Regions from separate parts of the Homo sapiens genome. Here region 1 is linked to region 2. A link is an interaction called in ENCODE POLR2A ChIA-PET data of the cell type or tissue named here. Cell type or tissue: CD4-positive, alpha-beta T cell. All regions are shown on one strand. Each heading gives the region's core, and the rest is flanking DNA. Links, peaks and the distances in the headings are about the cores only.

What was found. ChIA-PET counts read pairs that join two places held together with the same protein. Peaks named below come from ENCODE experiments on the same cell type or tissue, not always from the same donor. Only the 100,000 strongest peaks of a DNase experiment are listed, where the experiment ranks them.
Region 1: POLR2A ChIA-PET joins it to region 2 with 5 read pairs; 1 of 35 experiments calls an interaction of 5 or more read pairs at or near these places.

The regions. Positions count from the first base shown.
Region 1 is chr22:39,902,402-39,917,440 of GRCh38, forward strand. All of the region lies in intron 1 of GRAP2 (GRB2 related adaptor protein 2), which reads left to right. Among named protein-coding and RNA genes, the nearest start is that of GRAP2, 8.8 kb to the left of the region's middle. RefSeq lists an enhancer at 7,781-8,090. In CD4-positive, alpha-beta T cell, for the core only: no CTCF peak of the experiment used is centred there; DNase peaks (open chromatin) are centred at 4,840, 5,460, 6,560, 7,910 and 2 weaker places; H3K4me3 peaks cover 5,921 bases; H3K27ac peaks cover 4,048 bases.
Region 2 is chr22:40,719,596-40,734,634 of GRCh38, forward strand. No RefSeq gene overlaps it. Among named protein-coding and RNA genes, the nearest start is that of MCHR1, 48 kb to the left of the region's middle. RefSeq lists enhancers at 2,279-2,892, 8,426-9,150, 9,151-9,874, 9,202-9,281, 9,352-9,401 and a silencer at 11,720-11,878. In CD4-positive, alpha-beta T cell, for the core only: no CTCF peak of the experiment used is centred there; DNase peaks (open chromatin) are centred at 7,126, 7,606, 9,326, 12,086 and 1 weaker place; H3K27ac peaks cover 3,686 bases.

The DNA of each region.
Region 1 (15,039 bases), core at 4,328-12,327, 820 kb before region 2:
AGTGATTCTCTTTACAAAACCATCTGCTATTAAATAAGGAACACTGTGTAAATAGAGGACCACCTAAGTATATTTAATTTTCAAATACGAAAAAAATCTGACTCATACCCTTTTTTGTTTTTTTGTAAAAGAGAGGTGGCCCTATATTATTGAATAAAACTGCTTTTTTAGATTGAACTTGGAGTGTCTCCCATGTGGTAAACTGAAATCTTATTCTCCCCAAATTGTAATAGATTTTATCTTTTTAAAAATGACTTTACTGAAGCAGAGGAGAAGGAGATGATCAATCTATTCAATATGAAGAAATATCTCTGTTGCTAATACAATATCCTTTTGAATATCTCCCACATCTTAGGCCCTGGTGAAAATCCCTTTCAATTGTTCTGTCTACCTCGTAGGGATGTTGTAAGAATAAATGAGTTAACATAGATATGAAGTGCCTTAGGAAAAAGGCTCTATAAAAATGCAAGGCGATATCATGATTAGTTGTTTCTTTGACTCTTGATCATTTTCTTCCCACTTCTTATACAAAATGTCTCTCACTTATTTCCTGAAGCCATCTCTTTTAGAACTATTGCTTCCTAGAAGAGCTGAAAATGATCCTAGTTCCAACATATTTATTGATTCCCAGATAATAACACCCACTGGTGTTGATGACTGACAGGGTTCATGCCTAAGCTTGAGTAGAACTTGCCCTTTTTTCCTGGGTCAAGAAAAGTCTGCAATTGTTCGAAAATGTGTCAGTAAGTGTGATTCCATCACGATTTCTTAAATAAGTAACAGTTGCTGCTGGATAATCCTGGGGGCAGATGATTCATTTTTGTGCCCCTATCAAACAAACTCAAAACTTGTTAAAGAATCTTTATAAGTTGTTTGAATCAAACAATAGGGTCGCTAGGTCCCCATTTTGTCCATTTGAGGTATTTGCCCAGCATACCTTGGTCTGTAAAGAAATAGCACAGCCTTGGCTGGGCGCGGTGGCTCATGCTTATAATCCTAGCACTTTGGGAGGCCGAGGTGGGCAGATCTCCAAAAATAAATAATAATAATGATAATAACACAGCCTCATGAGTCTTTTTTTTTTTTTTTTTTTTGAGACAGGGTCTCACTCTGTCACTCAGGCTGGAGTACAGTGGCACAATCACAGCTCACTGCAGCCTCAACTACCCTGGGTTTAGTGATCCTCCCACCTCAGCCTCTCAAGTAGCTGAGACTACAGGTACACACCACCACACCTGGCTAATATTGTATTTTTAGTAGAGACAGGGTTTTGCCATGTTTCCCAGGCTGGTCTTGAACTCCTGAACTCAAGCGATTCGCCTGCCTCAGCCTCCCAAAGTGTTGGGATTACAGGTGTGAACCACTACACCTGGCCTGCCCTTTCTTTTCTCTTAAAAATTCTTAAGAAAGCATGGTCCTGTTTAACAAATAAGCATTTTACAAACATTTATCGATCAATTACTATATGCCAGGCCTGGCACTAGGCACCAAGTCCTCTTCAACAGTGTTAACATTAAGTTTCAATAAACTTGAGTCAGTAGGAATTCAGTAAATAATTTTTAAAGATTGTTTTCTTTTTAAATATGTATTTATAAACAAAAATTTTAGAGAATTAAAAGAAACTATCACGAAGTGCATGATGATAAAAGTCTTATATACTCTCCAAAGAAAATGTTAAGACATACCTTAAGGAGATAGTGAAGAACAGCCGGGCACAGTGGCTCACACCTGTAATCCCAGCACTTGGGCGGCCAAAGCAGGCAGATCATCTGAGGTCAGGAGTTGGAGACAAGCCTGGCCAACATGTTGAAACCCTGTCTCTACCAAAATACAAAAATTAGCCGGGCATGATGGCAGGCGCCTGTAATCCCAGCTACTTGGGAGACTGAGGCACGAGAATTGCTTGAACCCGGGAGGCAGATGTTTCAGCGAGCTGAGATCGTGCCACTGCACTCCAGCCTGGTCGACAGAGCAAGATCCTGTCTCAAAAAGAGGAAAAAAGAAAAGAAAAGAAAAGATAGTGAGAAAATAACTGAACATAAAACATAAAGAAAAGTTGAAATATTAGTACTCACTACCTAGGTTCAACAATTGCTAACTCTTTGCCGTATTTGCTCCATCTATACCTATTTCTTTCTGAATTACTTGTAAGTTGCAGATAAAATAATACTTCACTCCTAAATAATTCAGTACTCATCTAAGAATAAAGGCATTCCTCTATCTAACCACAATTCCATCATTAGGCCTAAGAGGATAAACAGTAAGTCCTTAATATCATCTGATAGCTAGTGCAGATTTAACCTTCCCCATTTGTCCCCCAAATGTCTTCTATACCATTTTTTAAAAAAAGAATCTAATTTTTAAAAATAAGAACATATTTTGCAGTTGGGTCTCATGCTTCTTTCTTCAACATTGGATGTTTTTAAAGATTACGCCAGTTCTCTTGTACCAGGTCCCACTTTCTGAATTCGTTGTTGCCTCATGGTTAATTTGTTCCTCTACCCACTTTATTTCTCATAAGCTCCAAGTTAGGACTAAAAGCATGATTTGATTTTGATTGAACGTTTTTTGCAAGGTGCCACTGGGTGCTCCATATTGCATCTTATCAGGAGGTACAGAATGCCAGGTTGTTCCACTGTGCATGATGCCAAGTTTGATCAGGGCTTGAGGTAGTGATCTTGCTCAGAGGATCTCTTGTTGTACAGGCACTTTTTCACCCTTTGCAATTAGCGAGTACTCTCAGGGGGTATCTCAAAGTGTATCTCATAAACACTTTGGCATGGTGGCAATATCCTATTTCCCAACAAACTCTCACCCGGTGACTTTAGGTAATAATCTTTGCCTAAATTGATTATTTCATTGGAGTTCATATATATTTTTAATACGCTTTGAAGATGGACTCGACATGCAAATTCATCATTATCAGCAGCAATAGTGGCTGGAAATATTTATTGAGTGCATAAGTTCAGGTAATAATAATAATAGTAGGTAATGTTTATTGAGTGCTTGCTGTGGAGCCAAGACAGCCTCGGTGTGAGCCCAGTCTTTCACTTACTAAGCGAATGAACTGGGACGAGTTATTCTTTTTGTGCTTCAGTTTCTTAAGCTATAAAATGGGATTACTAATGGTGCCTATCTCGTGGGATTGTTCTGAAGAGTAAACGATTTATACATTTAAGGTTCCTAAAACAGTGCCTGTTATTATTGTTATTTGCCAAGCATTGTTCTAATACTTTGTAGGTACTAACTCGTCTACTTCTTCTAATGGTGCAATGAAGAAAGTGCTAATAATACCCTTTTTTCACAATGAGGAAACTGAGGTACGGAGAGGTCTAGTACGTTGCACAAGGTCACTTAACTAGTACCTGGTGGAGCCAGGATTTGAACCCAGGCTGTCTGGTTCCTGAGCACTCTCTCTGATGATGGGCACATGCAGTGAGGAGTGATACAAGTGGAGCTGAGTGGAAGTAGCCCTCACACACACTCAGACTTGAAGTTATTGAAAATCCGGGAGGTTGCCACCCAAACACATTTAAGGTTTAATTCATCTGAATAAGAACAGCATTCCACTAAGCCCAGATAAGTACTCTTATTACATTTACATAGCTTAAGGCTCTGTACAAGAAACCTTGAACATAAAATACTTGGAACAGAAAAGAGTAGGAGAACTATGAAGTAATGGGGGGAAAAAATCCCTGAAAGGAACAATACAAGCGGGGAGTTATGAGACCTGGGACCTCAGAGCCTCGGGGTGGAAGATGATATTTTGATATAATCAGGAGGGAGAAATTTCCTCTCATTTTTCACATTTCTGTACTATATAAGATTTTACCATAAAACGCAAGAGTATAAGCCATTGTCAGATTTATAAAAGGCCATGGTGGATTTCCTTAAGAGACGATGGATGACTGTTGTTAGTAGGTAAATTCCCTGGTTGGTTATCTCATACACTCAGATATTCCATAAGTCAGCCTGTGGCTTCTGAAACTGTATTGAGAAAAAGCTGTATAAACTAGGTGTTGGTCCATGCTCCTTCATTAGCATTACAAAAGGGTTCGACTGCTGAGTTGAATCTTATCCACTCCTTCAGTGGCCATTACAGAAAGCTCTCAAGTGTAATTTTCTAAAGAGAACTAAAAATAAATAAGAAAAAAAAAATCCAGCATTAATAATGGTTCTTTTTGCATTTCCAACACAGTCATTGCCAAATTGGTTCTGCCTTTTTATGTTTTTTAATGAAAAGCAGCCTAATTGATCAATTGGTCATGAATAATACTTCTTCGTTTGTTTTTCTCCACACCCCCCAGCCTTCTAGAACCACGGGCTTAATGTGTCGGCCTACAAATGGTTCATGATTTGTGTTTTTTGTCTAGTGCTTTATGGGAAAATATTAGAAACAAACTGCTGAGAACTCAGTAGGAACTCAGTAAATAATAAGTAGATAGTTCTCTTGTTAAATATGATTTTAAAGAAACTCTTTCTAAATAACTAGGAAATATTACAAGGGAAGTACAAAGTGGGGTGGAAAGCCTGGCTGACTTGTAATTTGAAATTTCTCTTCATCATTTTATAGGTCACACAGTTTAACCCTTTATAAAACAAAATGTAAAGTCTGATAGCTGAAAAGGCTCTCCTCCGCTAAATAGATTTGTTTGAAAATATAGATCATTAAATCGGTAAGAATAACAGGAGAATCTCAACCAAACATTGAGACAACTAAGAAAATTGTCTAAATCTAATACCTTATATCAGTACTTTAAGTTGACCATAAATACGCTGATATCCATAGCACATAGGTTCTTACTGGCAGTGGTGGGGTGGGTGGGGGAAGGGGAGTGTCACAGACACATTCAAGATGTCAACGAAAACTATGAAAACTCTCCCCAATGGGGAAAAAAAACCAACGATGCCTAGCACTTATCCTACGCAACTTTGTACAGAATTTCCGTGGGAAATTCTGGTGTCCATCCATCATAAATCACCTGGTGTCCACCCATATATCCTGAATAGGAAAAATTGTCTTTCTCTAGAGTTATTGTACACTGATCCTGATGGAGCTTTAAAAAGAGTTGTCGTACAGGCTCATTGACTTTGGGAGGACAAGGTGGGAGGATTGCTTGAGCGCAGGAGATTGAGACCAGCCTGGGCAACATGGTGAGGCCCCATCTCTACAAGATATTCTTTTAAAAAATTAGCCAGGCCCAGTGGCCCGCACCTGTAGTCCAAGTTACTCCAGAGGCTGAGGCAGGAGGATCCCTTGAGCCCAAGAGATCAAGGCTGCAGTAAGCCGTGTTCACACCGCTACACTCCAGCCTGGGCAACAGAGTGAGATCCTGTCTCAAAAAATAAATAAGTAAATAAAAAGAGTTGCCATTATCTTGTTTGATCTGGCTATGATCTTTGAGGTAGACAGACCACAGATTTTACCTCTCATTCTGCAGAGTGGGAAAAGCAAGGCTTGGAGAGTTTCCGGGACTTGCTCAAGGTAATTTGCTAATGTCTGCCGGGACGTAGCACCAAGCCTGTCACGCTGTAGGCTGGGCCCCTTCCACAACACTGGTCCAAACACAGGATTCTGGAGATGCAGGAGCCCTCGATGGGCTTCTGGAAAGCTGAATTCTGGCTCTACCAGAGCTACCCACGTGATCTTAAACAAGTCACCTAACTTCCCTGAGCTTCAGTTTCTTCCTTAGTCAAGTGAGAGGTTAGACTGTGTGTTCTCTGAAGCCCTTTGATTTTCTGCAGAAAACCACCTAATCCCACTGGGTCTGGGAACAGAGGGAAATGACCTTTTCTGCCATAGATGGCAAGACCCTTCACCCTTCCCTGTAGGGCATAAGAGCTGGCATCCAATTCTTAACGGATTCCCTTGCAATGTCCAAATCCCATTAGAAACTACAAACATCTCAATAGTGCCTTTGTGGGCTGCTTGGGTGTCATGCCGCTGGCTGCCTCACTTGCTGCAGGGCTGACTGTCCACATCAATTATACTCCAACCCTGTGCTCTGCAATGGGCAGACATCCCATGAGATTTTATTACCCCTCTTGGGTAGTTCAGGGAGTCATATGGAAGTAAATAATGCTGATGGGCTTATTTTGGGCTGATAGATCCTTATCCTTCTAAAGAGGTTATGCCTTTCAAAGGGTACAAAACCTTCTCCTTGATTTTTTATTACGAACAGTTATATCCTTTAATGTCCCAGAATTGTTCTTGGAAGTTGGAGACTCACAAGAGGGCCTGCAGCTGTGAATGCAGAAGTCCTGAGACTAGGGGAGGACATCACCACTCTCCCTTGGCCTTTGGAGTCATCCAAGCTAAGTGCTAATATTTGTGATTAACAGGTGTTGATAGGAAATTGGGCCCCTGTGTCTCAGTCTTTTTGTGCTTCAAATTTTCTAAGTGAACTTCAGGCTGGCAAGTGGAGTTAGATCAACTTGTTGCAGACAGTATCATCTGCTCGGTACCGTGTCAGGTCACTGGACTGTGGGAGGTTATACTGACCAGTGATGAGAGTGACAGAGCATGAGCTTGGCTCCCGTATCCTGTGTTCTGTGCTCAGCCTCACAGATGACTCACTGTGCCTCATCGACTCCTCTGTCCTCGAGTGAAATTATGCCATTCTTTAACCCACTATACAAGAGACTTTTGAAGATTCATGTGTGGCTACCCCCAACAATATCTCATTTGTACAATGCAGAACATGGTGCTTTCTTGTGTAAACAAACTCATTTTGTGGAATTTTTATTTTCTAGATCAATATTTTTAAATAGACTACTAATTCATTTTATAAACCGGGTACTATAAGATTTTATGAGTTGACACTTGGTACCCTGTAAGTATCCAAATAATCAAAGAAGGAGAAAGTGTGAAGTCAAGGAATCCCCTAGCTGAAAAGAAATTCCCAATACCTGGAACAAAAAAGATGGAGCTTTTAGAGAGCAGACTTTTTCTCCAGCAAAGATCCACAACTTCCATTTTTAAATGTAAGACGTAAGGGAGATTTATGATACAGCCTACTTTGTCAGATCATATTATTTCATAAAGTGAAGGGTCAATTAGGTGTTATTATTATCAAGAAAGCATGCTGTAATGCTTCGTCTTGTAGATGCTGTAAAAATTACCTGTCTGATTACTTTAATTCATCTTTTGGCTACTGTCTGCAGAAATTCACTCAGTCCCTAGCTCACAGGTATGCAGACGTACTGAGAACACTTTGGGAAATAAAAGCAAAAAAAACATTGGGTCCTTTCCCCTAAGGAATGAACAGTGTATTTGGGAAACTAGGAAAAACAAACAAACAAAAAAATGGTACCACAATGCAAAACTGATGAGGAGATTAAAAAACAGCTCAAGATGGAGATTTTTAGAAAGAACTTCTTGAAGGAGGTGCATCTGTAGGCTGAGAGAGATGGTTTAGCAAGCAGGCATCAATGCATCCACAAAGCTTTACACTTCAAGGAAATCATAGGAGAAACAGGGTCTTCTTTGCTGAAGATCTGTTTATTTTGCAAACAACAAAGAGTCAGAAGAGCCATGTGAAGTTTCCATGGGGAATCCAGAAACTAAACTTCTGCCACTGGAAATTACCTCAAGATCTTTTCCCAGATAGCCTGCTCTTCCCCTGCTTCCAATCATGTCCCTCAAAGTCTTCTTTTTCAAGCATAAATATCCTTAGTTCTTGTAACCACTCCTCCTATGAGGCAGTTTTGCGTGCTGCCATTATTTTAAGCACCCGCCTCTGATTGGACTCTAGCTTAGGGCCTCCCCTAAGTCACGGGACTCAGAACGGAGCAACGCTCTCCAGGAGTGATCTGAGGATGCAGAACACCATGGGGTAGTTGCCTCCCTTGATCTGTAGCCTATACTTCTATTAATATGGCCCATGATTGCATGAGCCCTTTTGGCACCCATGTCACACTGCTGACTCATATCGAAATTGTGGTCAACTAAAACCCATGAGTTCCCATGCACTACTACTAAGCCAGATCTTTCTTTCTTTTTCTTTTCTTTTTTTCTTTTTTTTTGAGACCAAGTCTCGCTCTGTCGCCCAGGCTGGAGTGCAGTGGCGCAATCTCGGCTCACTGCAACCTCTGCCTCGTGAGTTCAAGTGATTCTCCTGCCTCAGCCTCCCGAGTAGCTGGGATTACAGGCGCCCGCCACCACGCCCGGCTAATTTTTGTATTTTTAGTAGAGACGGGGTTTCACCATGTTGGTCAGGCTGGTCTTGAACTCCTGACATTGTGATCCGCCTGCCTCGGCCTCGCAAAGTGCTGGGATTACAGGCATGAGCCACCATGCCCAGCCAGATCTTTCTTATTCTGTACTTACACTGTTGATTTAAAAAAAAAAAAAAACCCTAGGACAGAGGTTTAAATGTAAAGACATTTATTTCTATTTCACTCGATCATTTTGATAACAACTTGTCCAAATCTTTCAGAGCTAGGGTATTAGCTTCCCCTCCCTGCAGGTGAGTACTTACCTGCTGGTGCAGCTAATCTCATGATGGATCTCTGGCCTCTAAAGGGCCAGAACTTCATTGTCTCTTTCCTATCCATAAATTCTCTGCAACCGTGGATGAATCTGCATCCTTAGACAAACTAGTGGGCCTCAATCTTCCTAAGTAAGATAGGAATAAGTGTGAATGGCCATTTCCTCCTTGCGGTGAGGATATGCGACAATGAGTTCGATGTCTGCAAAACCCTAAGGAAATGTCACTCAGAGGCAGCATTAGATGAGGAGAGAAAAAGTTTATTTCAGGCTCTCAGCAGCTTTCAGAAGACTTGATTATCCTGATCACTACGTGTGAAAGTTAATGACTTCATTTTTGCAGTTATTTTAAAAATATAACTGGTTTATCTGATTTTTGGTTGTAGTAACATCACGTGATGGTCAGTATCATTTTACACATTATTTGTAATGTGAGCAAGTGCCATAAAGCATATCTGCAAGACTCATTTAAAATGACTCTCTTCCCTCCATCACCTCCCCCAGCCCCATCCTCAACTCTACCCTCTTCTGTTTGTAATACGGGACTACAAAGATCTTATAGTTTAGGTTTCCGTCAGACTTTTGGAAACCTTTAAAAGACTTACCAAGCTAGCTTAGAAGTTCATAGATTTTCATCCCTGGCCAGCGCAGAGAGCTCACAGGTAACTTGTATAATATTTATCATTTCAAGCTCATAGAAATGTCATATTTCAAAACACATCCCTGAGAGCAGTTTTTTTGTTCCTTATAGACAGGTGCAGGGAACATCCAAATTTTTCTAGTCTGCCATTCTAATGCACATTGTGATGTTGCTCTTGTGACCCTATAATTATTAATTTTCCAGTAGCCCCTCCCCAACCTTTCACGTGATTTTTAATCCAGGGCCTGGGCACTCGTAGCAGAGTGTGATCCTAGGACCAGCAGCAACGGCACCGCCGGGGAGCCTGTTAGAAGTGAGGATCTCAGACCCTGCCTCAAACCTATTGAATCAGAATCTAAACTGTGAAAAAATTCCCCTGGTGATTCTTATGCACAGTAAAATCTGAGAAGAACAGATCTAGAGTGAAGGGATTTTCACTCCCATTTTACCCGCTGTAGACCTTATGTTGTAATACAAAACTTACAAACTTCCATTTGGTGTTTATTAAAAGGTTAGAGTCCTTAGTTAAAATGTTACCAGATTCAAATGTTCTGTTTATATATTCAGCTATTTCTCAGTGTATGTAACTGGCTTTAAAATACTCTTGTTGACCAGGCATGGTGGCTCACGCCTGTAATCCCAACCCTTTGGGAGGCCAGGGTGGGAGGATTGCTTGAGCTCAGGAGTTTGAGGCCAGCCTGGGCAACATAGCGAGATCACATCTCTACAAAAAATTAAAAATTAGCCAGGGATGGTGATGCATGCCTGTAGTCCTAGCTACAGGAGGCTGAGGCAGGAGGATCACTTGAGCCCAGGAGTTTGAAGTTGTAATGAGATATGACTGAGATACTGTACTCCATCCAGCCTGGGTGACATAGTGAGACCTTGTCTCTGGAAAAAAAGTACTCTTGCCTTTCTGGGTTCTTGTGGAGCAGGGGTTCTCCCCCACTCCCACCAGGGACATTTGGCAATGCCAGGAAACATTTTTTGTCACAGTTTGCAGGGAGAGGTCCTACTGGTGGGTAGAAGCTAGGGATGCTGCTGAGAATCCTACAATGCACAGGATGGGCCCCCACAACAAGGACTTAACTGGCCCCAAATGTCAATAGTGACAAGGTTGGAAAACACCAGTATATGATTTATAAAGACTCAGATGTGCGACCATAAACCATAGAATGCCACAGGAAAATAGAGTCACGTGGCATGTCACTATATGACCAGGCAAAGAACAAATAGACCAGCAGTGGCCGGAGTGATGGTGGTGGGGTTGTGAGTGGCAGGGAATGGAAAATCCAGCCACAGATGAAAGGAGACATCTAGGACCAATGCTAACTGGTACTCCGTGCACAAAGGCAGTGAGCTCTAGAGGACAGGGCTAAAAGGCCGGTCACGGTGGCTCACACCTGTAATCCCAGCACTTTGGGTGTCCGAGGCGGGTGGATCATCTGAGGTCAGGAGTTCGAGACCAGCCTGGCCAACATGGTGAAACCCCGTCTCTACTAAAAATACAAAAATTAGCTAGGCATGGTGGCGGGCGCCTGTAATCCCAGCTACTCGGGTGGCTGAGGTGGGAGAATCGCTTATACCTAGGAGCTGGAGGTTGCAGTGAGCAGAGATTGCACCACTGCACTACAGCCTGGGTGACAGAGCAAGACTCCATCTCAAAAAAAAAAAAAAAAAAAGAGGACAGGGCTGATGTTCAGGGACTGGACACCAGGTATGAGCCCCAGGAGGGGTGGAAGGAGGTGTGGGAGAAATAGAGAGAGAGAAGGCTTCAGTTCTAGAGTGGATACCAGGTATGATCTCAAAATCGTGTTAGACATGGAAAACAAGAAAGGATTTCAAGTATTAGCATAGGAGTACACAGGCAGATTTCAGGTAAATCCAGTAAGATGAAGACTCAGGAACAAGGCAGAATCCTGCTTGCTAGAACTGGGGCGCCTCAGAGCCAGGCCAGCAGCAGGCATGACCGATGCTGAGTCAGCCAAGTGTTCAACTAGAGTGAGCTTCTTAAATCCCTCCCAACTGAGAAGGGGCTTAGTGCTGAGTCTACAGCATGGTTGACTTGCAAGAAGGGGTCAAGGGCTCCCAGCTATGGAGAAAGGTAGACCAGAAGTAAGCCAGAAGTAGGCCAGTGACAGTGGCCACTGAAAAATCACGGGATAAGAAATGGAACAGAACTCGAGAGGTCCTCTGGGTCATTCCCCTACTGCAGCGTGCACCTAAATCATTTCAGAAAGATTATCTACGCTTCAACTTTAACATTTTCAGAGAAAGATTTCTTAAAGACCAGTGGGTGCCTTATAATCCATCGAAGTCACAGCTTCTTCCCCATTTCTAACCCTAAACACCTCTTCCTGGGATGTAAAGCGAGTGTCTTTCATCCCACCCTGCACACAGTGTGATTTCTATCATTCAGTAATGATAAAGAACACAAACTGCCGTCTGCAACTGCCAAGCACAGCCACCCCTTTTCCAGGCTAAAGCATCTCAATTCCATTAGTCTGTTGCCCTGAGAGTCTCTCCCTGACCTTTTAATCCCCTCATTATCCTCTGGACCTGCTCCAAGCCTTGCCTGCTTGAAATAGTTACCACCAAGTATGTATTTGTTAAATAAAAGCTGTGTGCAGACTGCCCTTTTGCCATGGAACACAAAGGAGGAGGAATATAAAAGAATATACACAGTTTTGTTGGTTTTTATTAGTCTCTCTCCTCTCTCTCCAAGGAGTTGTCAATCTTCTCTGCACTTATAGTCTAGTTGGAGCACTAGTCCTTAGGCTAAATTCCACCAAAACATTTTGGTTGTTCAGCAAACGCTTTCACTGTGACCCTCACCTAAGAACAATAGAGTACACCATCAAATGGGATAGCTCTAATGTGAATTTAGCTCTAAATAAAACTAGGATAAATGCATTTGTTCAGTTCTAGAGAAGGCATCATACTGTCCTGTGGATTTTTCATTTCGAATGAGCTGCAAAACAAAGTTCTTTTCCATGGAAAGGATTTACTCAACTGAATTCACTCACTTTGCTGTAGCTGGATTAATCTCATTTCACATCATGTCTCTAAGTAGAAAAGTAAACTGATTTACAGCAGGCTAAGTGGATATGTTGATGCATCCAACATCAGTGAGATTTATTCCAACTAGATTGCAACCAGAAAATGGTGTCCTGGTTGTTTTTGCTTCTATAAAGTAGTCGCAAAAGTGCACCACTTTCGTACTCGATCTGAAAAACAGTTTATCAAAGTTACAACAGATGAGGTATTGTGGGATGCGACAGAACGTACGTACGTCAAATGAAATGAGCATTTCTGCCTTCCCAGATCTTGAAATGGTCTTTTGCCCCACAACCTTATAAAAAAAAATATTCATTTTAGGCCAGGCACGGTGGCTCACACCTGTAATCCCAGCACTCTGGGAGGCTGAGGCAGGTGGATCACTCGAAGTCTGGAGTTGAAGACCAGCCTGGCCAACATGGTGAAACCCCATCTCTACTAAAAATACAAAAATTAGCTGGATGTGGTGGTGGGTGCCTGTAATCCCAGCTACTCAGGAGGCCGAGGTGGGAGAATCACTTGAACCCGGGAGGCAGAGGCTGCAGTGAGCCAAGATCACACCACTACACTCCAGCCTGGGCGACAGAGTCAGACTCCATCTCAAAAAAAAAAAAAAAAAGAAAAGAAAAAAAAGAAATAAATAAATAAAATCATTTTATTCTATCCCCATGTTCTGAAAGCCACCCTTTTTTATTTTTGAGTTGTGTTTCACGGGGCACTGCTCAAGGTAAACACCCAGCCCCACTTGTGGTTGAGCAGGCATTGACCCCACACTGGCTCCCTGCCCTGGAGCCAGCCACCACCCTGTTCCTTGCTCCACCTTCTGCTTTCTGCAGCACACTCTTTCTTCTTTTTCTTCTGCATCACTCTGCATTTCCAAAGCCACAATCGTGTCATCCTCTCGGGACTCTCAGTCTCTGTCTATGCTGGTGCCCTCTCCTTTGTCTCTCCCAGATTGCTGACTTTATTCCAGCTTCTGCTTCTAACACAATAAGACTGCTATTGGAAATGTTTTTCTGACTTCTATAGCTGGCAGTTTCTATAAGCAGAAGTTACTTTCAAAGGAAAGAACTTGTGGAGATGAGCCTGGGGTGTCACAGGGCTGTTACATGGGTCAAATGTAATAACGTGTATCAAAAAGCAATTTGTAAACTGTAACATGCTCTTCAAAAGTAAATTATTACTGTATTATATGACTTTAGGGTTTAAAAAGCAGCTGGATGATATGTAAAAATTCAAGGCTCAGTAGCATCATTGGAAAAGAAAATTAGAAAATGGGGAGGGGCACGGACGCTTCCATCAACAAGCTAGGGGCCTCTCAACATTTTTTCCAGCCAAAGCACACCCATTTAGCTGAGAGCATACACTCTCTTCTGAGGACTGCCTGCTCACCATTCTGGACCTAAGGCCTTCCCTCTTGCTTAAGCTCCCCCATCCCTCTCATCGCCACCTTCCCAAATCCTAGCTGACCCCAAGGGCTAACCCCCAATCCACCCTCCCTTCCCAGCTCTGCCCCAGATTAAGTGAATCTCTTTCTCTCCAGCACTCAGTCTTATGTTAGAATTATTTATGTGGGCATTGATCTTCCTGGATTGACTGTGACCTGCTGAAGGCAGCGGTGGTCCTGGCATCTGCCACAGCCCCCTCCCCCAACAGCACTTCATCACCTCCGTGAACGGAAGTGAATGGAAGGAACAGCTCAATTAGGATGGCAGAGGATCAAGGAGAGAATTCCACGGACCCAAAACATCCTGCAAAAAGGCTTTGTCCCCAGAGGTTGGTCTTCAATTTGGAAAAATTCCTACCTGAGCAACTGTAGGACCCCTCTGAAATGGAACAGGGTCTATTAGACTCATAAAAAGCCTCAGTGATGAGTTGGTTATTATTATTCTCTTTACTTTTCTGTACATTTAAAGTGTTTTATATTTTAAATTGAATGTAAAAAGATCCCATCCTATTTAAAAGTTAGTGAGTTGAATAAGTTTCATTATAACTTGATTTTCTTCCTAAAGGTTTTCCTATAGTTCAAATTATAAAAGTCATTCTTAGATTCCCAGCTTAGTTCCCCCATGAAATCACGAGTTCTTAGACTGTGTTTCACACAATGCCAGGTCACATTGCACCCTTACTGAAAGGAACTTCTTGTGCAGAGTGCGGGGCTCTTGGAGAAAGAAAAGTACCACTTTTTTAGCACATTAAAAACAAATCCTTGAGCTGTTTTATTATTTTAATACTTTACCTTTAGTGGAGCAGAAATGATTTATTTGATGGTTTTGGCAGGTGATTTTTTTTTTCGGAATCTTCTTTAACACTATTAGCCATGTAACTATTGCCAAGTACATAATAAGTACTCAATAATTATTATTATCTTTTAATTAAAATGTGATGCACTTCTAAACTAAAGGTAACTTCAGTCATGTAGAATAGAAAGCAATGGGTGGAGCTTCCAATTGCTTCTCTTTGGTATTCATTAGAAATCATTTTTGAAACTGAGAAGTTGGGGGAAAGATCAGACATTTTTATGGAAACTGCATTGATGACAGCAGAGTGTAATTTTGTTGGTAGTGATTTGATACACAATTATTTGAGGGATTTACTGTGCTCATGGATTAGCGCTGTGTTGTTACTGTAACAGAGGATTGGCGCAGAGCCCTGGCCCAGTGCAAAGCTCTCTAACATCGTTTCTCTTCCTTCATCAGCAGCCCAAAGCCCCCCTCTCTACAACTCCATGCAGCACAGTCCTGGCACAAACCCCTAACCTGAAATTCCAGCCAATTTCACTAACAACACGCCTCTCCCCTTCACCTGCCAGATGCTTCTCGTTCTCAGACACTGCACCCTGAAATTGGGAGCT
Region 2 (15,039 bases), core at 4,567-12,566:
GGCTTCCTCCTGGGTAGGAGTCTACTCCATTTTTGAAGCTTTCCAAGCAGCATCCCCCTTCTCCACGTGACTGTGGACAACTATGTTACCATGTGCGCAGGAGGGCTCCAGAGAGCAGGTGAGTACGGATGCTGCGATCCCAGCATCCCAAGTAGCTCTGTCCATGTCATGGCTGCAGGGCGACATCAACGGGAAAACCACAGGCTCAGCAGGCCAAAGTCTGAATCCCACCTGTATTTGTTTTCCAGGGCTGCAGTAACAAAGTATCACAAACTGAGTTACTTAAAATGACAGAAATGTGTTGCCTCAGAGTTCTGGAGGCTGGAAGTCCAAAATGAAGGTGTTGGCAGTGTCATGCTCCCCCCAAAACCTGTAGGGAAGGAAGATCCTTCCTTCAATCTCCAGCTTCTCGTGTTTGCCAGTGATCCTGGCTTCCCTAGCAAGTAGGAATTGCATCGCTGCTATCTCTGCCTCCACTGTCGCATAGCTATCTGCCCCTGTGTGTCTCCTCTCTTCTCTTCTTCCTTCCTCCTCCTTCTCCTTCTAGACAGGGTCTCACTCTGTCACCCAGGCTGGAGTGCAGTGTCGCGATCAAGGCTCACTGCAGCCTCCACTTCCCAGGCTTAAGTGATCCTCTCACCTCAGCCTCTCAAGTAGCTGGGACTACAGAAGTGTGCCACCACACTCAACTTATTTTAAAATTTTTTGTAGAGGCAGGATCTCACTATGTTGCCCAGGCTGGTTCGAGCTCCTGGGCTCAAACAATCCTCCCACCTTGGCCTCCAGAAGTGCTGGGAGTACAGATGTGAGCCACTGCCTGGCCTCACACTTCTTTTTTTTTTTTTTTTTTTTTTTGAGATGGAGTTTTTCTCTTGTTGCCCAGGCTGGAGTGCAATGGTGAGATCTCGGCTCACTGCAACCTCCGCCTCCCGGTTCAAGCAATTCTTCTGCCTCAGCCTCCCAAGTAGCTGGGATTACAGTTATGCACCACCATACCCAGCTAATTTTTCCTTTTTTTTTTTTTTAGTAGAGATGGGGTTTCACCACGTTGGTCAGGCTGGTCTCAAACTCCTGACCTCAGGTGATCCACCTGCCTCAGCCTTCCAAAGTGCTGGGATTACAGGCACACGCCACCGTGCCCAGCCGGCCTCCCACTTCTTATAAGGACATAAATCATCTTTGATTAAAGGCTCCACTCACTCCAGTATGATCTCATCTTAACTAACTGCATCTGCAATGACCCCGTTTCCAAATAAGGTTATAGTCTAAGACTTCAGCATATCTTTTTTTAGGGGACAGAATTCAACCCATATCAGCATCTCTGCCATTAGTTAGCAGTGGGATGCCTCAAGTCATGCAACCTCTGCTTCAGGTTTTTCAGCTGTAGGAATGAGAATACCAGCGTGATACGGCTAGGAAGTGGAACACGTGGGATCATGAACTTTCCACTGCGGTACTTGGCCCATGGAGCTAGATATGCACATCAACAGTGACGCTCTCCTCAGCAGCATTCTCCTGGGTGCCCAAAGGCTATTAATACAGCCCCCTCATCCTTCCCCCACCCCACCAAGCTGCCCCCACACTGACTGCCCTGTAGGAGAGCTTAGCTCTTCCCTAGAGATCTAGTTTTTATTAATAAAAGACAACCGGAGCCTTTCAGAAGGTTAGGCTTAAGGGTCCATTATTTAAGTGCCATTGCCTGTGATGAGTCTTTGAGTAATAGGAGTGCTAAGTGCATACTGGGCAGGACGACCCGGGTGAGTCGAACATGCAGAAAAGATTCAACACACAGCCCTTTCTGACCTCACAGTGACTTTGCACTAAGTGCAAATCAATCTTCCCGAGGCAATTTCCTGTTGCCAGGACAGAGCTGTCTCCCCTCTTCTCGCCCTCCTGCTGCTGTGCTCCTGCTTCATGCTGGCTCCGACAAAGGGGTGAGTGTTCAACATTTCTCTTAATTGATGCTGTGACAGGTCTTTTGCTGACATATCCTGGCATCTGTCTGCCTTATTCACTGCAGCACAGCATCAATCTGAAACTGTCAGCTGTTTCCAGAATAATAGGATCTCTTCCAGATCTAAGCCTCAAAGCTTGCATTGATTTTATTCATTCTAGGATGTCAGTAGGTTATTTCAATTATTATTATTTTTTTATTTTTGAGACAGAGTCTTGCTCTGTCACCCAGGTTGGAGTGCAGTGACATGATCTTGGCTCACTGCATCCTCCGCCTCCTGAGTTCAAGCAATTCTCCTGCCTCAGCCTCCCACATAGCTGGGATTACAAGCATGCACCACCATGCCCGGCTAACTTTTGTACTTTTAGTAGAGACAGGGTTTTGCCATGTTGGTCAGGCTGGTCTCGAACTCTTAACCTCAAGTGATCTGCCTGCCTCGGCCTCCCAAAATGCTGGCGTTACAGGCATGACCCACCATGCCCAGCCTACAGTAGGTCATTTCAATTGGCTGTCCTCACCCACTCTCACCCCAAGCTCTCCCAAACTAAGGCAATGAAAATTATTTGAACTTGGAAATCGTCCCCTCACCTTGCTGATGCTTCTCTTCAGTATTCAGTGCTTCTCAAATTTCAAAGTGCAAACAAGGCCGGGAGCAGTGGCTCACACCTGTAATCCCAGCATTTTGCGAGGCCAAGGCAGGTGGATCACCTGAGGTCAGGAGTTGAAGACCATCCTGACCAACATAGAGAAACCCTGTCTCTACTAAAAATACAAAATTAGCCGGGCGTGGTGGCGCACGCCTGGAATCCCAGCTACTCGGGAGGCTGAGGCAGGAGAATTGCTTGAACCCAGGAGGAGGAGTTTGTGGTAAGCCAAGATCGTGCCATTGCACTCCAGCCTGGGCAACAAAAGCGAAAAACTCCGTCTCAAAAAAAAAAAAAAAAACTAAATAAATAAAGTGCAAGCAAATCACTTGGGACCTTGTTAAATGCAAATTAAAATTCTTTTTTTTTTTCTTTTTTGAGACTGGGTCTCTCTATTGCCCAGGCTGGAGTGCAGTGGCACAATCATAGCTCATTGCAGCCTCCACCTCTTGTGGCTCAGTTGATCGTCCCACCTCAGCCTCCTGAGTAGCTGGGACTATAGGCATGCACCACCATGCCCAGCTAATTTTTGCATTTTTTTGTAGAGATGAGGTTTCACTACATTGCCCAAGCTGGTCTCGAACTCTTCCTGCCTCGGTCTCCCAAAGTGCTGGGATGACAGAAGTGAGCCACCGCGCCTGGCCAGATTTTGCCTTCCTAACAAGCCCTCGTGTGCTGCTGAAGCTGGGGATCCACAGGTCTCACCTTGCATGGCCACACCTACCTGTTTCCTCTCCTCAAAGTTGACAGATGTGCCAGGGATGTGACAGGTAATGTGACCAAGGTTTGCCTTGGTGCTAGAGGAGCCGGAGGGGGCGACCACCTAACTGCCCAGGGGAGGTAAAGGAGACCTCCCTGAAAGGTAAGCCACTGGGAACAGGGCCAGGACAATCTGTGCTTCTAGAAAAATCACTCTGGGGTTGGGCACGGTGGCTTATGCCTGTAATCCCTGCACTTAGGGAGGCCAATGAGGGTGGATCACCTGAGGTCAGGAGTTCGAGACCAGCCTGGCCAACATGGTGGAACCCTGTCTCTACTAAAAATACAAAAATTAGTTGGTCATGGTGGCATGACCCCGTAATCCCAGCTACTTGGGAGGCTGAGGCAGGAAAATTGATTGAACCTGGCGGGTGGAGGTTGCGGTCAGCCAAGATCATGCCACTGCACTCCAACCTGGGCAACAAGAGCGAAACTCTGTCTCAAAAAAAAAAAAAAAAAAAAAAGATCCCTCTGGGAATGGCCTGCTGTGTGGAGAAGTGTGGAGAAGGAAAGGAGGACCTGGACTGCAGGTGGAGGAGGACCAAGGAGGCTCTTGTAATATCAAGATCAAGCGTGATAAGGTCTGAAGTGGGACAGTGGGACAGAGGCGGTGGGGCTGGAGAAGAGGGTAGGGCCAGGGAGGCTTCGTGTGGGAGGTGGAACAGAGGGGTAGTCGGTTGTGGGAGGTGTTGGAGGAGGCAAACCTCACCCCTAGACCTCTAGGTCTGAAAGGTGTGAATGAGAAATAGCCTTCCAAGAGCGATACCAGGGGGCGGTGTTCCAAGGGAAGAATGAGGACCAGGAGAGAGCATTCAGGGAGTAGAATGAGGAATGAGGTTTGCCATTGAAAGGGATTCCAATGAGAAGGGTTCAGAAGAGGCTCCGGGCGAGAGGGAGGTGGAAAACGATGCAATGGGCAGCATTCGGAGCGGGGGCCCTGGCGTGCAGGAGCACCTGGGGCTCCTGGCAACATGACGTTGATATGACGGTAACCATTTTTTTTTTTTTTTGGTATGCAATGGTAGGAATCTTTTTTATGTATACTTACTTCACGAATTGCCCCGAAAGCTCTTAGGTGAGGGCCACAGGTAGGCCTTCCTCTTTTAGGAAACCTAATATTGTATAAATCAGTGTAGCCTGGCCGGCGGTTCATCCCATGGCAGCAGCTAGCAACAGACAGGCGGTGTCCAGGACACTCACCATATGTTAAAAAGCAACAGCCTGGGTAATCATAGGCACAGAGTAAAGATTTTTTTAAAATTTAAAATCAATAAGAATTTTATAATTAAAAAAAAAAAAAGTGGCCGGGCACCAGTGGCTCATGCCTGTAATCCCAGCGCTTTGGGCTGCCGAGACGGGTGGATCACCTGAGGTCAGGAGTTCGAGACCAGCCTGGTCACCATGGTGAAACCCCATTTCTACTGAAAATACAAAAATTAGCTGGGTTTGGTGGCGGGTGCCTGTAACCTCCACTCACTGCAACCTCCGCCTCCTGGGCTCAAGCAATCCTCCTACCTCAGCCTCCCGAGTAGCTGGAATTACAGGTGCGCACCACCACACTCAGCTAATTTTTCTATTTTTAGTAGAGACAGGTTTTGCCAAGTTGCCCAGGCTGGTCTCAAACTCCTGACCTCATGTGATCTACCTGCCTCGACCTCCCATAATCTCTCATTAACCTTTAAGCCTTTCTTCTATAAGCATTTAAGGCCATACCTTTCCCTTTAAGTATGACCTTAAGGCATCTCACAAGTTTTGATATGAGGCATGTTCATTATCACTTAATTCTAAATAATTTAAATATCCATCATGATTTCTCCTTCCACCCATGAGTTATTGAGAGAAGTGTTTCTAAAGTCTCAAGCATGTTTTTTTTTTTTGTTTTTTTTTTTTGAGACGGAGTCTTGCACTGTCACCCAGGCTGGAAATGCAGTGGCACGATCTCGGCTCACTGTAACCTCTGCCTCCGGGGTTCAAGCGATTCTCCTGCTTCAGCCTCCCAAGTAGCTGGGATTACAGGCGCCTGCCACCACGCCCAGCTAATTTTTTGTATTTTTAGTAGAGATGGGGTTTCACCATGTTGGTAAGGCTGGTCTTGAACTCCTGACCTCAGGTGATCCACCCGCCTCAGCCTCCCAAAGTGCTGGGATTACAGGTGTCAGCGATGGCACCCGGCCCAAACTGAGATTTTTTATATGCTGGATTTGGTTGAAGACTTCACTTCAACCCTCATGTTTTTGCCCTAATGTTTGCATCTTTTGGTCCCCTTTCTTCTGCCACCCTCATCTTCCTTCTCCTTTAGTTTTCTCGCCCTTTCCTTCCCCCATCCTTAACTTGCCATCTGCGCCATGGAAAGGGCTCAGTCCAGGTGAAGCAATGGCTGGCCCCTGGCCCTGAGGCTTCGGTGAGATTCGGACCAGGTGTCACCATGAAGCCTTTCATTGTTGCATCTTGAAAACTGACCCAATCACAGCCTACCAGATCAACGAGAGATGTCAGAATTTACCAATGTCAGAGCCATAAAAATGTTTTTTTCGAAATGAGTAATTCACCTGTTACACTAAATATGGGCCTCCAGATGTCACAGTATCACAGTGCAACAGTTAAGTCTTTGTTTTTTATTTTATTTTTATTTATTTATGTATTTTTTTTTGAGACAGAGTCTCGCTCTGTCGCCTAGGCTAGAGTACAGTGGCGTGATCTTGGCTCACTGCAACCTCCGTCTCCCAGACTCAAGCAATTCTGCCTCAGCCTCTGGAGTAGCTGGGATTACAGGCGTGTGCCACCATGCCTGGCTAATTTTTGTATTTTTAGTACAGTCGAGGCTTTACCATGTTGGCCAGGCTGGTCTCAGACTCCTCACCTCAGGTAATCCGCCTGCCTCGGCCTCCCAAAGTGTTGGGATTACAGGCGTGAGCCACCGCGCCTGGCCAATTAAGTCTTGTTTTAAACATGCCATTGGTATGACCGTAACCATCATTTTTTTTTTTTTTTGGTATGCAATGGTAGGGATTTTTTTTATTGTAAACTTGCTTCATGAATTACGCCTAAATCCCTTAGGTGAGGGCCACAGGGAAGTTTCCCTCTTTTAGGAAACCTAATATCATATAAATCAAGACTTCTAGCCACGCCAAGGTAAACCATTAGGGATGCTTGATTTTGCAAATGTGTTAAAGATATGGGCTTGGGAAGAAAATACTTTCCCAGCTGGGCACAGTGGCTCACGCCTATAATTTCAGCACTTTGGGAGGCCAAGGTGGGTAGATCACCTGAGGTCAGGAGTTCGAGACCAGCCTGGCCAACACGGTGAAACCCTTGTCTCTACCAAAAATACAAAACTTAGCCAGGCATGGTGGCACGCACCTGTAATCTCAGGTACTCGGAAGGTTGAGTCAGGAGAATAGCTTGAGCCCAGAAGGTGGAGGTTGCAGGGTGGCAGTGAGCTGAGACCACACCACTGTACTCCAGCCTGGGCATCAGAGACTCTGTCTCAAAAAAAAAAAAAAAAAAAAAAAAAAAAAAAATATATATATATATATATATATGTATGTATGTATCTATCTATATATATGTATGTATCTATATATATGTATGTATCTATATATATATATGTATGTATCTATATATATGTATGTATCTATATATATATATGTATGTATCTATATATATACTTTCCATTTTTTTTCCTACTCGTGTGAAAGAGACCGTGAAAGTGAAAGGAAAAGAAGATGGTCCAATCGCAAGATAAGCAGGCCCTGTAGACAAAGCAGACAGTTCAGCTACTAATGCAGTGTGGAAGGAGAGCCCTAGAGGCCAAGCACTAGTAATAAACTCAACACTTTCTGAAATTGCTAGGATCTGAATGAGGAATAATTGTGAGTGAAGAAGCCAGTGTGCTGGCTGTTCAGAGATAAGTGATTTTTTCTTTTTTCTTTTTTTTTTTTTTTTGAGATGGAGTCTCGCTCTGTTGCCCAGGCTGGAGTGCAATGGCACAATCTCGGCTTACCGCAACTTCTGCCTCCCAGGTTCAAGCGATTCTCCTGCCTCAGCCTCCCGAGTAGCTGAGATTACAAACATGCGCCACCACGCCCAGCTAATTTTTTGTATTTTTAGTAGGGTCGGGGGGTTTCTCCATATTTGTCAGGCTGGTCTTGAACTCCGGGCCTCAGGTGGTTCACCCGCCTCGGCCTCGCAAAGTGCTGGGACTACAGGCGTGAGCCACCGCGCCTGGCTGCTAAGTGATTTGTAAGCTAAGACATACTCTTAAATTCCTTCAAAGCAAGGGAAGCAGTGACTGTTTTAAGAACAAATACTGTCTTTGAAATTTGAAATACAGGATAGACAGGGGCTCCTTAAACCTAGTAATCCTTTTGTCTCTTTTGGTCCATCTCAACCACAAACCAAGCAAACATGCACATGCTTGTCAAAAACAAGTCAATTATTTTGAAAATCAATTAAATTATTCATACCCTTTGAAATTTCAAAGGAAAGTCGAGAGAGAGAGAGAGAGAGAGAGAGAGAGAGTCAGTTAGAAGTCACGGGTATTGAAGTGCTTATTAGTTAAATCGGGTTCTTTGTCTCTCTACTTTGCTAATGGCTGATCTTTTGACTTTTCTGATGATTAGCCCTGGCTATCAAGTGAGATTCCATGGGGCTTGGTTTGTTCATACTCTTCTGAGTGACATTTTCCCCATTCTAATAGCCTAAAAGCATAATGAGGTAAATGAATCACAAGTGATAATGAGTTTTTTAAAAATCTAGGCAGGAACAAAACTGGCTCATTACCATGAAGAAGTAGCATTCTGATGAGGACAGGAAATCACTGAGGAACAGGAGAGAATGCATAAACTACCACTTATGTGTATTGCTAATGATATGCCAGACACAATTCTAAACACTTACATGACGGTCTCATTTAATACCAATGCAAAAATTCTACAGATGAAGAAATGGGGACTCAGAGAGATTAAGTAGTTTGCTTAAGGTCACACAACTAGGAAATGACCAAATTGGCATTTAAATGAGACAGGCTGGCTGAAGCCTGGACTGCCTCTGCCTTTTTTTTTTTTTTTTTTTTTTTTGAATCAGGGTCTCACTCTGTCACCCAGGTGATCACGGCTCACTGCAGGCTCGAACTCCCAGGCTCAGGTGATCCTCCCACTTTGGCCTCCCAAGTAGCTGGGACTACAGGAGGGCCACAATGCCTGGCTAATTTTTTTTTTTTTTTTTGAGATGGGGTTTTGCTATGTTGCCCGGTCTGGTCTCGAACTCCTGGGGTCAAGTGATCTGTCCACCTCGGCCTCCCAAATTGCTAGGATTACAGACATGAGCCACCGTGTGCAGCCTGCCTCTGTCCTTCTGAAAAAAAGGTAATGGCAAAGGCATGGGGGAAAAGTTAAACATGTTAAAGAAAAGGCTGTAGATATTTCCATATGCATGTCGATTCATGTAGTAGCTTCCTAGCACTTCGGTAACAACCATAACCCAGCGGCGTTGGTGGTACAGTAGCGAGCATAGCTGCCTTCCAAATAATCATAACTTTGGTGGGATTTTTTGTTGTTTTTTTTCTGAAACAGGGTTTCGCTCTTGTAGCCCAGGCTGGAGTGCAGTGGTGTGATCTCGGCTCACTGCAACCTCCTCCTCCCAGGTTCAAGCGATTCTCCTGCCTCAGCCAGTCGAGTAGCTGGGATCACAGCTGCCTGCCACCACACTCAGCTAATTTTTGTATTTTTAGTAGAGATGGGGTTTCACCATGTTAGCCAGGATGGTCTCGAACGACTGGCTTCAGGTGATCCACCCTGTTGGGGTGATCAGACCCAACACCAGGCTGTGGGGGCAACGAAGTCCGGGGGAGTCAAAGGAATGAGACAAGACAAGTTAAGAGTGAAAGTGGGACCGCAGGCCAACGCTAGTATGGAGGCTGCGAAGGCCCTGAGCGCTGGGAGCCCGAGCTGTTTATTGGTGATCAAAGAAGCAGGTGGTGAGGATGTGGGGGTTGAAAGGAAGCAGTGCATCAAGCGCATGATCTATGGCCGTGACGGTTTAGCATTTTGTTTGAAGCATATGGAACATGTTCTGCTACTTGAGATAATGGGAGTGATAGAAGCAAGGAGCCTGCAAGTCTAGACACATTCCAGAGGTCACGAGGGTTTTTATGCCCTGAGCCCTGGATTCCATCCAAGCCACGAGAGCTTTTATGCCCTGGGTTTAGATTGTGGTGTGGCGGGGCAGCCTTCCACCCTTTAGCACAGAGCTTGGTGTTCCAAAGGCCACGAGGGGTTTTAGACCCTGGACCCCAGACATGTTCCAAGACTCTTTTACATTATGTCAGACATGCAAGCCCTGCCTCAGCTTTTTTCCCAACACTCAGCTTTTACCCAACATACCCGCCTCGGCCTCGGCCTCCCAAAAGTGCTGGGATTACAGGTGGGACCCACCGTGCCCAGCCCCACTTCAGTGGTTTAAAAGAGCAGATATTTTCTCTCACACAGTTCTGGAGGCTGGAAGTCTGCAATCCAGGTGTCAGCAGGGATATGCCTTAGGGGAGGAGCCTTCCCTGCCTCTCCCAGCTTCTGGTGGCGCCAGGTGTCCCTTGGCTTGTGGCTGCATCACTCTCATCTCCATCTCCATCTTTACATGGGCTTCTGCTCTGTGCGCCTCTCCTCCATGTGTCTCTTATAAAAATATTTGTCATTGGATATAGGGCCCACCTGTATAATCCAGGGTGATCTCAAGATCCTTAACTAGATCTAAAAGGACAACCTTGGGAGGCATGGTGGCTCACACCTATAATCCCAGCACTTTTGGAGGCCAAGGGATCGCTTGAGCCTAAGAGTTTGAGACCAGCTTGGCTAACAGTGAGACCTCAACTCTATTTTATTTAAAAAAATAAAATAGGGCCAGCCATGGTGGCTCACATCTGTAATCCCAGCACTTTGGGAGGCCGAGGCAGGTGGATCACAAGGTCAGGAGATCAAGACCATCCTGGCTACATGGTGAAACCCCGTCTCTACTAACAAATACAAAAAAATTAGCTGGGTGTGGTGGCGGGCACCTCTAGTCCCAGCTACTCGGGAGGCTGAGGCAGGAGAATGGCATGAACCCAGGAGGCAGAGCTTGCAGTGAGCCGAGATCACCCCACTGCACTACAGCCTGGGCAACAGAGCAAGACTCCGTCTCAAAAATAATAATAAAATAAATAAAATAAATACAATCTCTCCTTATACACAGTTTAATACAATCTGTCCTTACACGCAGTTTAATGGCTACTACTGCTTTCATTCTAACAACTGTAAGACTCTCAACATCTTCTGAAAACTTGGCTGAAAAGTGATATTCTTTCTTTCTTTATTTTTGATAGGATCTCTCTTTGTTGCTCAGGCTGGAGTGCAGTGACACGATCTTGGCTTATTGCAGCCATGATTTCCAGGGCTCAAGTAATCTTCCCACCTCAGCCTCCCGAATAGCTGGGACTATAGGAACACCACCAGGCCTGGCTAATTTTTGTATTTTTTTTGTAGAGATGGGGGTCTCACTATGTTGCCCAAGCTAGTCTTGAACTCTTGGGTTCAAGCGATCCTCCCGCTTCGGCCTCCCAAAGTGCTGGGATTACAGGCATGAACCACAGCACCTGGCTGAAAAGTGATATTTAATATATTAATTTCTGTTTTCTCCATTGTATCAATGAGAAAATTAATTATCTTCAGGACCACTGGATCCTCACCCCCTCGTCATTTTCTCTGTCAGAGGCAAGTCAAGAACTCTGCTACCACTGGGGCAGGATCCAGTCCTGGGGTTGGTGGGGTGGAGTTTGCCTGCAACAAGAAGTTGTGATTTTTTATAAAATTGCAGAATCTATTGTTATAGGAGGAGCTTTGCTTTAATGGTTTTTCAGTTTGTCCCTTTACTTACCATAGGGATTCCTTCTGTTGCCAGTCCCTTGGGGGCAGGGACTGTGTCTTCCTCCCTGTATTCTGAGCCCTGCATAGGGCCTGGCCCTTGCATAGGTGTTCAATCAATGTGTCAAATACATGAGTGAATGGACAAGCACACCTTTTCTTTTCTTTCTTTTTTTTTTTTTTTCTTGAGATGGAGCCTCGCTCTGTCGCCCAGGCTGGAGTGTGGTGGTGTGATCTCGGCTCACTGCAAGCGCCGCCTCCCCGGTTCACGCCATTCTCCTGCCTCAGCCTCCCGAATAGCTGAGACTACAGGCGCCCACTACCATGCCCAGCTTTTTTTTTTTTTTTTTGTATTTTTAGTAGAGACGGGGTTTCACCGCGTTAGCCAGGATGGTCTCGATCTCCTGACCTCGTGATCCACCTGCCTCGGCCTCCCAAACCTGCTGGGATTACAGGCATGAGCCACTGCACCTGGCTTTTTTTTTTTTTTTTTTTTTGAGACGGAGCCTTGCTCTTGTTGCCCAGGCTGGAATGTGTGATCTCAGCTTACCGCAACCCCTGCCTCCCGAGTTCAAGCAATTCTCCTGCCTCAGCCTCCCGAGTAGCTGGGATTACAGGCATGTGCCACCATGACTGGCTAATTTTGTATTTTTGGTAGAGATGGGATTTCTCTGTCTTGGCCAGGCTGGTCTCGAACTCCTGACCTCAGGTGATCCGCCTACCTCGGCCTCCCAAAGTGCTGAGATTACAGGCGTGAGCCACCACATCTGGCCTCGAGCACACCTTTTCTGGTGCACGTAAAACTAGGTCGGGTTCTTAGGGACTGAGTCACCTGACTAACACTAATCAAATACACACAAACAAAACCACAAACTGCTCTGTCAAGCAGGATGTCAGCAGTTTCCTTTGCATGAAGGAGGGTGGGGAGGGGGTGTTGTAAGGTGGGTCTCCAGAATGATGGAATAGGGTCGCTGTCGGGAAGAGGCTGAAAACATTACTGTGATATTTTGTCTTATAAAATTCTTTTTGGTTTTTTTTTTAGAGACAGGGTCTTGCTCTGTCACTCAGGCTGGAGTGCGGTGGTATGATTATGGCTCACTGCAGCCTCGACCTCCTGGGCTCAAGTGATTCTCCTACTTCAGCCTCTTGAGTAGCTGGGACTATAGGCGAATACCACCGTGCCTGGACTTTTAAAATGTTTTGTGGGCCAGGCGCGGTGGCTCACACCTTTAATCCCAGCACTTTGGGAGGCTGAGGCGGGAGAATCACGAGGTCAGGAGTTTAAGACCAGCCTGGCCAGCATGGTGAAACCCCGTCTCTACTAAAAATACAAAAAATTAGCTGGGCGTAGTGGCGGGCGCCTGTAATCCCAGCTACTCAGGAGGCTGAGGCAGAGGTTGCAGTAAGCTGAGATCGTGCCACTGCACTCCAGCCTGGGCAACAGAGTGAGACTGTCTCAAAAAAAAAAAAAAACGTTTTGTGGAGATGCAGTCTCATTATGTTGCCCAGGCTAGTCTTGAACACCTGGTCTCAAGAGATCCTCTCGCCTTGGCCTCCAGAAGGGCTGGGATTCAAGGTGTGAGCCACCACACCTGGCCTGGTTTATAGGATTCTTGTATAAATTCTCTGTGGGCCGAGCCTAGACTAGAATATTGCCCAACTTCCTTTGCACAGCAAAATGGATTTCATAGGATCAATTAAGAGTATTTGGACCAAACAACTATCTCTCTTACTTTGTTAGCCTGGATTGCAGGAGTCACAATTACTTACAAGTCAAAAAGATGAGGAGAGGGCTGTGGCAGTTGTGGTCTCAGGCCTGCAGCAGCCTTTTGCAATATTGAGTTACCCTGCGGGCTTTGTGAACTTGGAATCACAGACTCCTCCGAGGTTGTGCCTCAGCCTCCCCAAAACGTGAGAGGCGAGGGCAGAGCCTACTTACCTTTCACCTCCTAGCACCTGAGCCGGAGCACCTGGTTCACAGTAAGCACTCAATCTGTGTGTGCTGAATAAACAAGAAACTGCCTGTTCCTGCCTCGGGGCAGGACGCACCGCCCTAGTGACTGTAATACTCTCCTCCACCAGATTTGGCAGCTCCCCTCCCTTACACAGCCCTGGGGAATTACTGCTCTTTTCTTTCTTTGGTGTCCTTTCTCTAAAGTGCAAATAGTTCCTTCTGGACACACGGTCTGTCTGCAGCCTGCCAGTATCATTCACCCTTGCTTGCTTTTACCTTCTGTTTTGTCTTCCTGAGACAACATTCTTGTAACAATTCCAGCAAAGTCAAACTTTTTTTTCTTTATTATTACTTTTTTTAATCCACTCTTGCACTCTCACCCTTTACTCTCTCTCTCTTTTTCATTTCTTTTCTTTTCTTTTTTTTTTTTTGAGACAGGGTCTTTTTGTCACTCAGACTGGAGTGCAGTGGCATGATCTCCACTCACGGCAGCCTCAATTTCCTGGACTCAAGCGATCCTACCGCCTCAGCCTCCGGAGCAGCCAGGACTACAGGCGCTCAGCACCACGTCCGGCTAATTTTTGTATTTTTTGTAGAGATGGGGTTTCGCTATGTTGGCCAGGCTGGTCTTGAACTGCTCACCTCAGGTGATCCACCCGCCTCAGCCTCCCAAAGTGCTAGGATTATAGTTGTGAGCCACCCTGTCTGGCCTCTTTATTTTATTTTACTTATTTCTTTTCCTAATCTCGAGGACCTGTGAAACAAAATCCTACTCTGATTTAGAAGATACCAGGTCCTGCTGGGCGTGGTGGCTCATGCCTGTAATCTCAGCACTTTGGGAGGCCGAGGTGGGAGGATCACTTGAGATCAGGAGTTCAAGATCAGCCTGGCCAACACGGCGAAACCCCATCTCTACTAAAAATACAAAAATTAGCCAGGCGTGATGGCATGTGCTTGTAATCCCAGCTACACAGGAGGCTGAGGCAGGAGAATCGCTTCAACCTGGGAGGCGGAGGTTGCAGTGAGCCGAGACTGCACCACTGCACTCCAGCCTGGGTGACAGAATGAGACCCTGTCTCAAAAATAAAAATAAAAAATCTCCTGAGTTTTACATCTAATGATACAGAAGGGCAAAAGACACAGTTGGGGCAGTAGGGGAAGGGGAACCATCTTTCAGTTATTTCAGCAATGTCCCCAGGTATTTTGAACCACAGTGAAGAAGAAAGAAATCAACAAAGTCAGCGCTACCCCTGCCACACCATTGGCTACACAAGGTTACAGTTTCTATAGCTACAAGCCTGTCTCTTAGGGAACGCAACATACCACAGAGTGGCCTCCCTAGAAAGGCCACTTAGTCATGTGAAATGTAGATCTCTGCTGAAACAGAGATGTTTTCCCTTGGAATTTACAGTTAATAAAGTGACACTCAGTAGTGTGAACGTGACAGAACGGGATACAATAAGAGAATGAATCTGCTTCCCTCAGATGGAAATAAACAGGCTGGACTGTGATGACAGCCAATAGAAAACACAAAGCCTGGCCAGGCGCCGTGGCTCACACCTGTAATCCCAGCACTTTGGGACACCGAGGCAGGCAGATCACGAGGTCAGGAGTTCAAGACCAGCCTGACCAACATGGTGAAACCCTGTCTCTACTAAAAATACAAAACTTGACCAGGCATGGTGGCGCACACCTGTAATCCCAGCTACTAGGGAGGCTGAGGTGGGAGAATAAACCCGGGAGGCGGAGCTTGCAGTGAGCCGAGATCGTGCCAGTGCACTCCAGCCTGGGCAACACAGTGAGGCTCCATCTCAAAAAAAAAAAAAAAAAAAA